Linked DNA regions of Homo sapiens: region 1 is linked to region 2. A link is an interaction called in ENCODE POLR2A ChIA-PET data of the cell type or tissue named here. Cell type or tissue: PC-9. All regions are shown on one strand. Each heading gives the region's core, and the rest is flanking DNA. Links, peaks and the distances in the headings are about the cores only.

Region 1 (4,385 bases), core at 256-4,255, 230 kb after region 2:
CTCTAACTTCTTCAGTGCATTTGGGATCAAACTTAGCTCTTAGATCAGCAAACCTGACTTGCTTCTACTTTTGCAATTTTTCAGGCCTTACCATATTTCTTATCTCTGTCTTCCCACCTGATAGGAAAATCTTGCAGATTTGAAACAGTGGTTTCTGGCCTGCTGCTGCAGCAAATTCCCTATGTTTATTTAAGAAGTCGGGCCTATGCTTTTAACCTACAAATGATGAGTAATTTACTTGCAATGAACACAGGTAGCCTGCTGCTGTTTATAACCTGTTGAGGATATTTATAGCAGGCAGGAGGCAGGCCTAGTGTGTTATTGACAGGTGACTTTAGAGAATGTACATTGGCCGGGTGCGGTGGCTCACGCCTGTAATCCCAGCACTTTGGGAGGCCGAGGCGGGCGGATCATGAGGTCAGGAGATTGAGACCATCTCCTGGCTAACACGGTGAAACCCCGTCTCTACTAAAAATACAAAAAAAAAAAAAACTTAGCCAGGCGTGGTGGCGGGTGCCTGTAGTCCCAGCTACTCAGGAGGCTGAGGCAGGAGAATGGCATGAACCTGGGAGGCAGAGCTTGCAGTGAGCCCAGATCGCGCCACTGCACTCCAGCCTGGGCAACAGACCGAGACTCCGTCTCGAAAAAAAAAAAAGAGAGAGAATGTACATTAAGGAACAATTGTCCTCCAAAAGAGAGCCAAGCAACTGCTCTGGAGCCTCCTAGGCTGACTCTGCTGGAGGGTGAGACAAGCAGATTCCCATTGCAGCACTGGTCCCTGGGGTACCCTGAACGGCTGTGCTCTCCACCCTTGTATCGGTGAGTGGATCTTGTCTACATCAGCCGTAAGCCTAGAAGCAGAGCGGGATCGAGGCGTTTTTAATAATTCGAGTTGGGAAGACCCGGATGGTTCATCAAAATGATGGTGTTGAGCACCCGGGAGGCAGACATTGGGTATTTGTTCACAATTTTGCACCTGTAAGAAAATGTTCCTTTATAACTTTCAAGGATTGCCGTGAGCGTCTTTGGGGCCTTTTCATTCATGTACAAGTTTCATTCATTACTATTCAACTTGGTAGACTTGGTGAAAAATGTAAAAGCATTCTGTATTTGGATCAGTCTTGGGAACTAAATTTGTCGTGAATTGGGGCCTGTCACAGATTGCCTCCAGTGTGCATCCTCCACGCAGACCCTCCTTGCTCAGTCTCCCTCTGGCGCCCATGGGGAAGCCGTGCTGTGGTTGGCAGTGCGGCCATCTGGGCTGCCGCAACGTGGCAGGGCACCGTCCAGCAAGACTGCCCCTTAGTGCAGGGCTAAGCAAGGAAAAGAAGAAGCCCAAAAAGGCGGGTTCTTTTTGATACTTGTAATTCAGGCGTCCTCCAGAGTGAAGGCCACTCTGCAGGCCCCTGGTGAGAACCTGTCTGGCTTTTCCACTGCGGGCCCCTAACCAGTACCCTGCCCTTGTGGCCCATTTGTGCCTGGGCAGATGTTTCTGGCCAGCAGACACTGAAGGCCTTTTTGCTGTGACAGTATTTATGGCACTGAAGAGGATAAAGAAGCTTGAGCCCTCTTTCTGACTCCCACTTTATGGGGCAGAGAGAGCTTTTTTTCTACATAGCACATTGCAGTCTCACCGCTATCAGAAAAATATCCTGTTCATGGTTTATACTGAATTTGCAAACTACTGATATGATTTTTCAATAACCACTTGTATCTTCCATCATCCATGAGAGGTGGGAAGAGGTACACTGTATCTCTGCAATAAAACTTTGGCCAGGTTCTACCTCCTCTGAGCAAAGGATACTTTTCTATGTAGGTGTAGATGGTTCTCCTTTACTAATCTGACATGGTGCATCTGGAGACAACATCTGATGGGATCCAAAGACAACTTGAAACAAAGGTGGATGTCAGCTCTTGGTGTGTTTTCATTTGGTTCTCTTTTTTAAATCTCCCTTTTGTTATCGCTCCTGTTGTAGCGTGTCCATCAGTGTGTGAAGGGTGCGCCCTGTTCCAATGATACTGCATTGCTGCATCCAGCCTTTCGTGGGAGCACGGTACCAAGCGTCCGGAATTGATTATCCCAATCATTTTTGATATGTAACTGAAAAATTTGGTCTCATGCAATAAAAATGTACTGGCTGCATTTTAGCAAGGTTTATTTACTCTTGCAAGTAAAAACGATCAACCGTGAAGCGTAACAAATTCTGTATTTAGTTTTTTTTTCTGTTGTGGTGGTTTTTGTTTTGTTTTTTGTTTTTGTAAGATTCTAAATAAATTAAATACGAGTCACGGGTTGTGCTTTCTTTGCGCGCTGTCTTCGCAGATCTCATGAACATCTTCATAGTGTCTTTATAAAATGTAAGTGCTGTCACCGTGCCTTTGCAGATGGCACAGGCACTGAGTCAGGGAGCCAGCCAGGGTGGGGCGGTGCCCAGCCCAGGTGCAGTGTGTGGGCCCGGAGTGGGCTGCTGTCTTGGACTGCTGCGGAAGGCGGTGGGAGGGAGAAAGGGCTGGGATGCGAGTGGGAATCTGAGCAGCGTTTAGTGCATGGCTTGTCTGGGAGTTTCTCTGTGATTATTTCAAATACTTGGGAGAAGGATGTTCAAATTTTAGCTTGAAATGCGTAAGGGTATTCGATCAAATTTGTAAATAGCATTAATGTTTAGGGGGGATTTAACCTCCTGAATATATGAGATAATTGAGCATTAATTGAGGAACAAGTCAAAAGGAAGTGTTTTAACTAAAATTTGATTCAGTATTTTTGAGTTTGAAAATTGAAAGAAACAGGTTTTTAAATGTATAACCTTAATAAATTGTGCATTGGCCAGGCACGGTGGCTTACACCTGTAATCCCAGCACTTTGGGAGGTCGAGGCGGGCGGATCACCTGAGGTCAGGAGTTCAAGACCAGCCTGGTCATCGTGGTGAACCCTCGTCTCTACTAAAAATACAAAAAGCTGGCGAGCTGGCGGACACCTGTAATCCTAGCTACTTCGGAGGCTGAGGCAGGAGAATCACTTGAACCTGGGAGGCAGAGGTGGCAGTGAGCCGAGTTCGTGCCATTGTACTCCGGCCTGGGCAACAATAGCAAAACTCTGTCTCAAAAAATAAAAAATAAATTGGGTATTTATATGTTTTTTGTTTTTTTTTTTGTTTTGTTTTGTTTTGTTTTTTTGAGACAGAGTCTCACTCCGTCGCCCAGGCTGGAGTGCAGTGGCGTTATCTCGGCTCACTGCAACCTGTCTCCCGAGTTCAAGGGATTCTCCTGCCTCCGCCTCCCAAGTATCTGGGATTACAGGCGCCCGCCACCATGCCCAGCTAATTTTTGTGTTTTTATTAGAGGTTGGGTTTCGCCATGTTGGCCAGGCTGATCTCGAACTCTTGGCCTCAAGTGATCCACCTACCTTGGCCACCCAAAGTGCTGGGATTACATGTGTGAGCACCCTGCTGAGTATTAATTTGAGTAAGAAATAATGGCCGAAGGCCGGGCATGGTGGTTTAGGCATTTAATTCCAGCACTTTGGGAGGCCGAGGCGGGCAGATCATGAGGTCAGGAGATCGAGACCATCCTGTCTAATACAGTGAAACCCCGTCTCTACTAAAAATACAAAAAATTAGCTGGGCGTGGTGGTGGAAGCCTGTAGTCCCAGCTACTTGGGAGGCTGAGGCAGGAGAATGACGTGAACCCGGGAGGCAGAGCTTGCAGTGAGCCAAGATCGCGCCACTGCACTCCAGCCTGGAGGACAGCCAGACTCCATCTCAAAAAAAAAAAAAAAAAAAGAATGGCTGCTTGTAGTGGCTCATGCCTGTAATCCCAACACTTTGGGAGGCCAAGGCGGGTGGATCACTTGAGGCCAGGAGTTTGAGACCAGCCTGGCCAACATGGCAAAACCCTGCTTCTACAAAAATAAAATTAGCTGGGCATGGTGCCACGTGCCTGTAGTCCCAGCTACTTGGGAGGCTGAGGGGCAGGAGGATTGCCTGAGCTGGGGAGGTGGAGGCTGCAGTGAGCCATGATTGCTCCACTGCACTCCAATCTGGGTGACAGAGTAAGACCCAGTCTTAGAGGGTAAAAGATGAAAGCAAACTTTGGATCGTGCCTCCGCCAGCCCCCTTGTGTTTTTCTGTTAGAATTCCAGGCTGCTTTGACCTTCCTTCCCTTGGGGTTTTGCTCTCCCTCAGTCTTGTTTTTGCTTCACCTTGGGTTGGCCTGGGCCCTGTTGACATTTGAGCCAAGTCATTCTTTGCAGTGGAGGTATCCTGGGCACTGTCGGATGTTGAACAGCATCACTGGCCTCCACCCACAGATGCCAGGAGCACACATCATCCCCACATTTTTAACAACCCAAAATCTCTCCAGACGTTGGCAAATGTCTCCTGGGGGGC
Region 2 (4,385 bases), core at 84-4,083:
AAAGTTTAGACTGAGAGAGGGAGAGTGATTTGTTCAAGGTCACACAGCAAGTTAGTGGCAGAGTCAGAAGTGAACCCAGATCAGCTGAAATCAGCTCCCTGAAGGAAGGCTTCTGTCTCTCTGGGACCCTTTGACCCAGGGCTGCTGGAGACCCTGTGGTTAAGGCTGGTGGGGAGACTGAAATCACGCGCACCATGGATTGATCCGCCGTGGTGTTCCACTGCCCAAGAGCTTACGATTCCAGACAGAGGCCTGCCATGCATTCCTTTGCTCACCCTTTGTCTCCCTTATCTCTGATGGAGTGCCCACTCTGTCCCTGTTCTGGGCTTTGCCAGGTTGGAGGCAGGGCAGGGAGGCACATTCTGGGGCTTGCGTCTCCCTGCCGCGGTGACTTGGACATTAGAAAGTTTTCTAGCAGCAAAGTAAGCCTGGGCCTGGAGGACCCCGGAACCCTATCCCAATTTCCTTCAGCCCAAGAAGGAGGACTTTTTTGTTTGTTTGTTTGTTTGTTTGTTTGTTTTGAGACGGAGTCTCACTCCGTCGACCAGGCTGTAATGCAGTGGCGCAATCTTGGCTCACTGCAACCTCCACCTCCCAGGTTCAAGTGATCCTCCTGCCTCAGCCTCCCAAGTAGCTACGACTACAGGTGTGTGCCACCACGTCCATCTAATATTTGTATTTTTAATAGAGACGGGATTTCACCATGTTGGCCAGGCTGGCCTTGAAGTTCTGACCTAAGGTGATCTGCCCACCTTGGCCTCCCAAAGTGTTGGGATTACAGGCGTGAGCCACCACTCCCAGCCTTGCCTTTTCATGTCCGAATTGTCTGAATCATATTCCGTTCTATGGCCATACTGCATGTCGTTTGCCCACTCATCTATGGATGGACCTGTGAGACGTCACCACCTTTTGGCTGTTGTGAATCGTGCTGCTGTGAACATCGTGCTCAAGCTTTTGTGTGGACCTATGTTTTCAGTTCTTTGAGGTGTGTACCTAGGAGTGGAATTGCTGGGCCATAGGGAAACTATGTTAAACTTCTGACACTTCTGCAGGGCGCCTGGAGGCCTTGGACCCACAGGGCCTGGACCTGAGGGCTCTGAGCCGCTTCCCTGTGCATCAGTGCACGCATGCTCGCAGCGCCCTCCACCCAGGGAACTTTGCTTCCACAGCCTTCCAGATCCCTGCTGGGCTTGTCATGAATCAGCCCACACGTGAGCAATCTGAGACACACTTAAATGGCATCTAGCGTGGGTCCGGCTCCCAAAGGGTTAGCTCAGGAGGAGCACGGCAGCAGCCCTCCTGCCTGAGTGGAGAGACGGGGCAGATGCCAGGCATGCCTTTCGTGGTTATTTTTATTTTGCATGGGAAACCATGGGAACACAACAAGGAGAAGGCATGTCTTCCACCTGCTAGGGGAACAGACCTGGGACAGACAGGGTCCTTGGGAGAAGGTGGAGCCCGGGAAGTGACGGCTAAGAATGTGCTGGGCAGAGGCCAGGGGTAGACCGAGGACTTGGGGGTGTGCAGTCGTCCGATTCCTATGTGGGGGGTGAGGGGGTGCTGAGAGGAGCCAGCCCCGCATGGAACAGTGTGGCCTTCCCAGCAGTTCAACTTGGACACTGTGCTCAGAGGCACCTGGCAGGCTCCTGTACCCCCGGAAGTCTCCAGATTAAAAAGCACTTTGCTCCCGGCTGTTTGTGGCAATCCAGTTTGTCAGCTGGAGGGCAGCGCGCAGAAACTTGTTAGCACAGGCAGAAATGAATGACAGGTATGCAAGCCATCGCGCCGGGGGATGGGGTGTGAAGATTTGCTCATGGGTCTGGAAAAAAATCTTTGGGCTCTAAAGGAACAGCTTAGTCACCAGGGGAAGAGGAAAACTGACCACGTTGTCATTTTCTGAAGGGCATTACAGAACAACACTGCAACAAAAGAGAAGTCATTGTCATTCTTCTACTTGGCACATTCAAAAAAGTAAAACAGATGAAGTAATTTCTTTTTTCTTTTCTTTTTTTTTTTTTTTTTTGAGATGGAGTCTCACTCTGTCGCCTAGGCTGGAGTGCAGTGGGGCAATCTCGGCTCACTGCAACCTCCACCTCCCAGGTTCAAGTGATTCTCCTGCCTCAGCCTCCCGAGTAGCCTGGACCACAGGCACGTGCCACCACGCTCAGCTAATTTATGTATTTTTAGCGGAGACGGGATTTCACCGTGTTAGCCAGTATGGTCTCGATCTCCTGACCTCATGATCCGCCTGCCTCGGCCTCCCAAAGTGCTGGGATTACAGGCATGAGCCACCGCGCCCGGCCAGATGAAAGTATTTTCTATAATATATTTTACTGAACCCAGTAGATCCAAAACAGTAAGTATCCTTGTAACATGTAATCAATATAAAAATTATCAATGAGACTATCAATGAGATATTTTGCATTTTTTTCATATTAAGTCTTTGAAATGTGGTAGAATACATATGTATGTATGTGTGTATATGTGTATATATTCATATTCTATTGTGAAAAAATCTAACGTACATTTTACATAAAATTTACCATCTTAACCGCCATTCTCCCTTTTTTTTTTTTTTTGGACAGGTCTCTGTCTTCAACGCTGGAGTGCAGTGGCGCAATTATAGTTCACCATAGCCTCAACCTCCCAGGCTCAAAAGATTCTCCCACCTCAGTCTTCTAAGTAGCTGGGATGACAGGTGTGCACCACCACGCCTGGCTAAGTTTTAAATTTTTTTGGTAGAGACGGGGGTCTCACTATGTTGCCCAGGCTGGTCTGAAACTCCCGGCCTCAAGCAATCCTCCTGCCTTGGAGTCCCAAAGTGCTGGGATTACAGGTGTGAGCAACCGCACCCGGCCCTGTCTTAATCATTTTTAAGTGTACAGTTCAGAGGCATTAAGTACATTCACAGTCTTGTGCAGCCGCCACCACCATCCATCTCCAGAACTCTTTTCTCTCACAAAACTGAAACACTGTCCCCATTAAACACTAATTTCCCACCCACCACGCCATTGGCCCCTGGCACCCACCATTCTACTTACTGTCTCTATGGATTTAACTACTTGAGGCGTCTCCTATATAAGTGGAGTCATATCGTATTTTTCCTTTTTTGTCTGGCTTATTTCACCTAACATGTTTTCGAGGTTTATCCATTTTGTAGCCCATGTCAGAATCTCCTTCCATTCTAAGGCTGAGTACATTCCATTGTGTGCAGGCCCTACATTTGTTTATCCACCAGCTGACAATGGCAATGTGTGTTTTATGTTTGCAGCATATGTCCATTTGGAGAGGCCCCATTTCAAGTGCTCAGTGGCTGCTGGTGGCTACCGAATTGGATACGTTGAGCTCAACGGTGCTCTCAGAAGCGCGGTGGCTCATGCCTGTCATCCCAGCACTTTGGGAGGCTGAGGCGGGTGGATCACTTGGGGCCAGGAGTTTGAGACCAGCCTGGGCAACATGGCAAAGCCCCATCTCTACAAAAAATACAATAAGTAGCCAGGTGTGGTGGCGTGCACCTGTAATCCCAGCTACTCGGGAGGCTGAGGCACAAGAATTGCTTGAGCCCGGAAAGCGGAGGTAGCAGTGAGCCGAGATTGCCACCGCTGCGCTCCAGCCTGGGCAACACAGCGAGACTCGCAAAAAAAAAAAAAAAAAACAATAACAACAAAATTGCTGTGCCCTCTCTCTGGGCCTTTCTCCGTATGTTTGCCATATTGGCTTCTTGGGGCTGTCATAATAAATGACCACAAATTGGGTGACCAAAAACAGTTTACTCTCATAGTTCTGCAGGCCAGAGATTCATAGTCGGGCATCAGCAAGGCCATGCTCCCTCCAGCGCCTCTCAGCAGGAGTCCTTCCTTGCCTCTGGGGGCTGTCGGCATCCTCACCTGTGGCTACACCATCCCAGTCTCTTCCTCTGCAGCCAAACGTTCTCCTCCGTGTCTGTGTGTCTCAGCTCCCTCTCCTTTATCTTTTGTTGTTTAATGGGATTTTTTTGTTTGTTTTTTGTTTTGAGACAGGGTCTCACTTTGCCCCGCAGGCTGGAGTGCAGTGGTGCGATCTTGGCTCACTGCAACCTCCTCCTCCCTCACCTCCTGCTCAGGTAATCCTCCTGCCTCAGCCTCCCAAGTAGCTGGGACTACAGGCATGTGCTACCATGCCCAGCTAATTTTTGTACTTTTTGTAGAGATAGGGTTTCACCATGTTGCCCAGGCTAGTCTCAAGCTCCTGGGCTCAAGTGATCTGCCTGCCTCAGTCTCCCAAAGTGCTGGGATTACAGGCATGAGGCATAGCGCTCAACTTCCTTTGTCTTATAAGGACACCAGGTATTGGATTTAGGGCCTACCCCTCATCCCCCCTCATCCACCATGACTTCATCTTAACTA

Evidence for each region. ChIA-PET counts read pairs that join two places held together with the same protein. Peaks named below come from ENCODE experiments on the same cell type or tissue, not always from the same donor. Only the 100,000 strongest peaks of a DNase experiment are listed, where the experiment ranks them.
Region 1: POLR2A ChIA-PET joins it to region 2 with 6 read pairs; 5 of 35 experiments call an interaction of 5 or more read pairs at or near these places.

Annotation. Positions count from the first base shown.
Region 1 is chr12:123,287,013-123,291,397 of GRCh38, reverse strand. SBNO1 (strawberry notch homolog 1) reads left to right here. Exons shown (of 32, transcript NM_001167856.3): 32 at 1-2,289. Among named protein-coding and RNA genes, the nearest start is that of CDK2AP1, 17 kb to the right of the region's middle. In PC-9, for the core only: no CTCF peak of the experiment used is centred there; no DNase peak of the experiment used is centred there.
Region 2 is chr12:123,516,695-123,521,079 of GRCh38, reverse strand. The region is part of intron 2 of RILPL1 (Rab interacting lysosomal protein like 1); the gene reads left to right. Among named protein-coding and RNA genes, the nearest start is that of RILPL1, 15 kb to the left of the region's middle. In PC-9, for the core only: no CTCF peak of the experiment used is centred there; DNase peaks (open chromatin) are centred at 1,319 and 1,769; H3K27ac peaks cover 1,817 bases.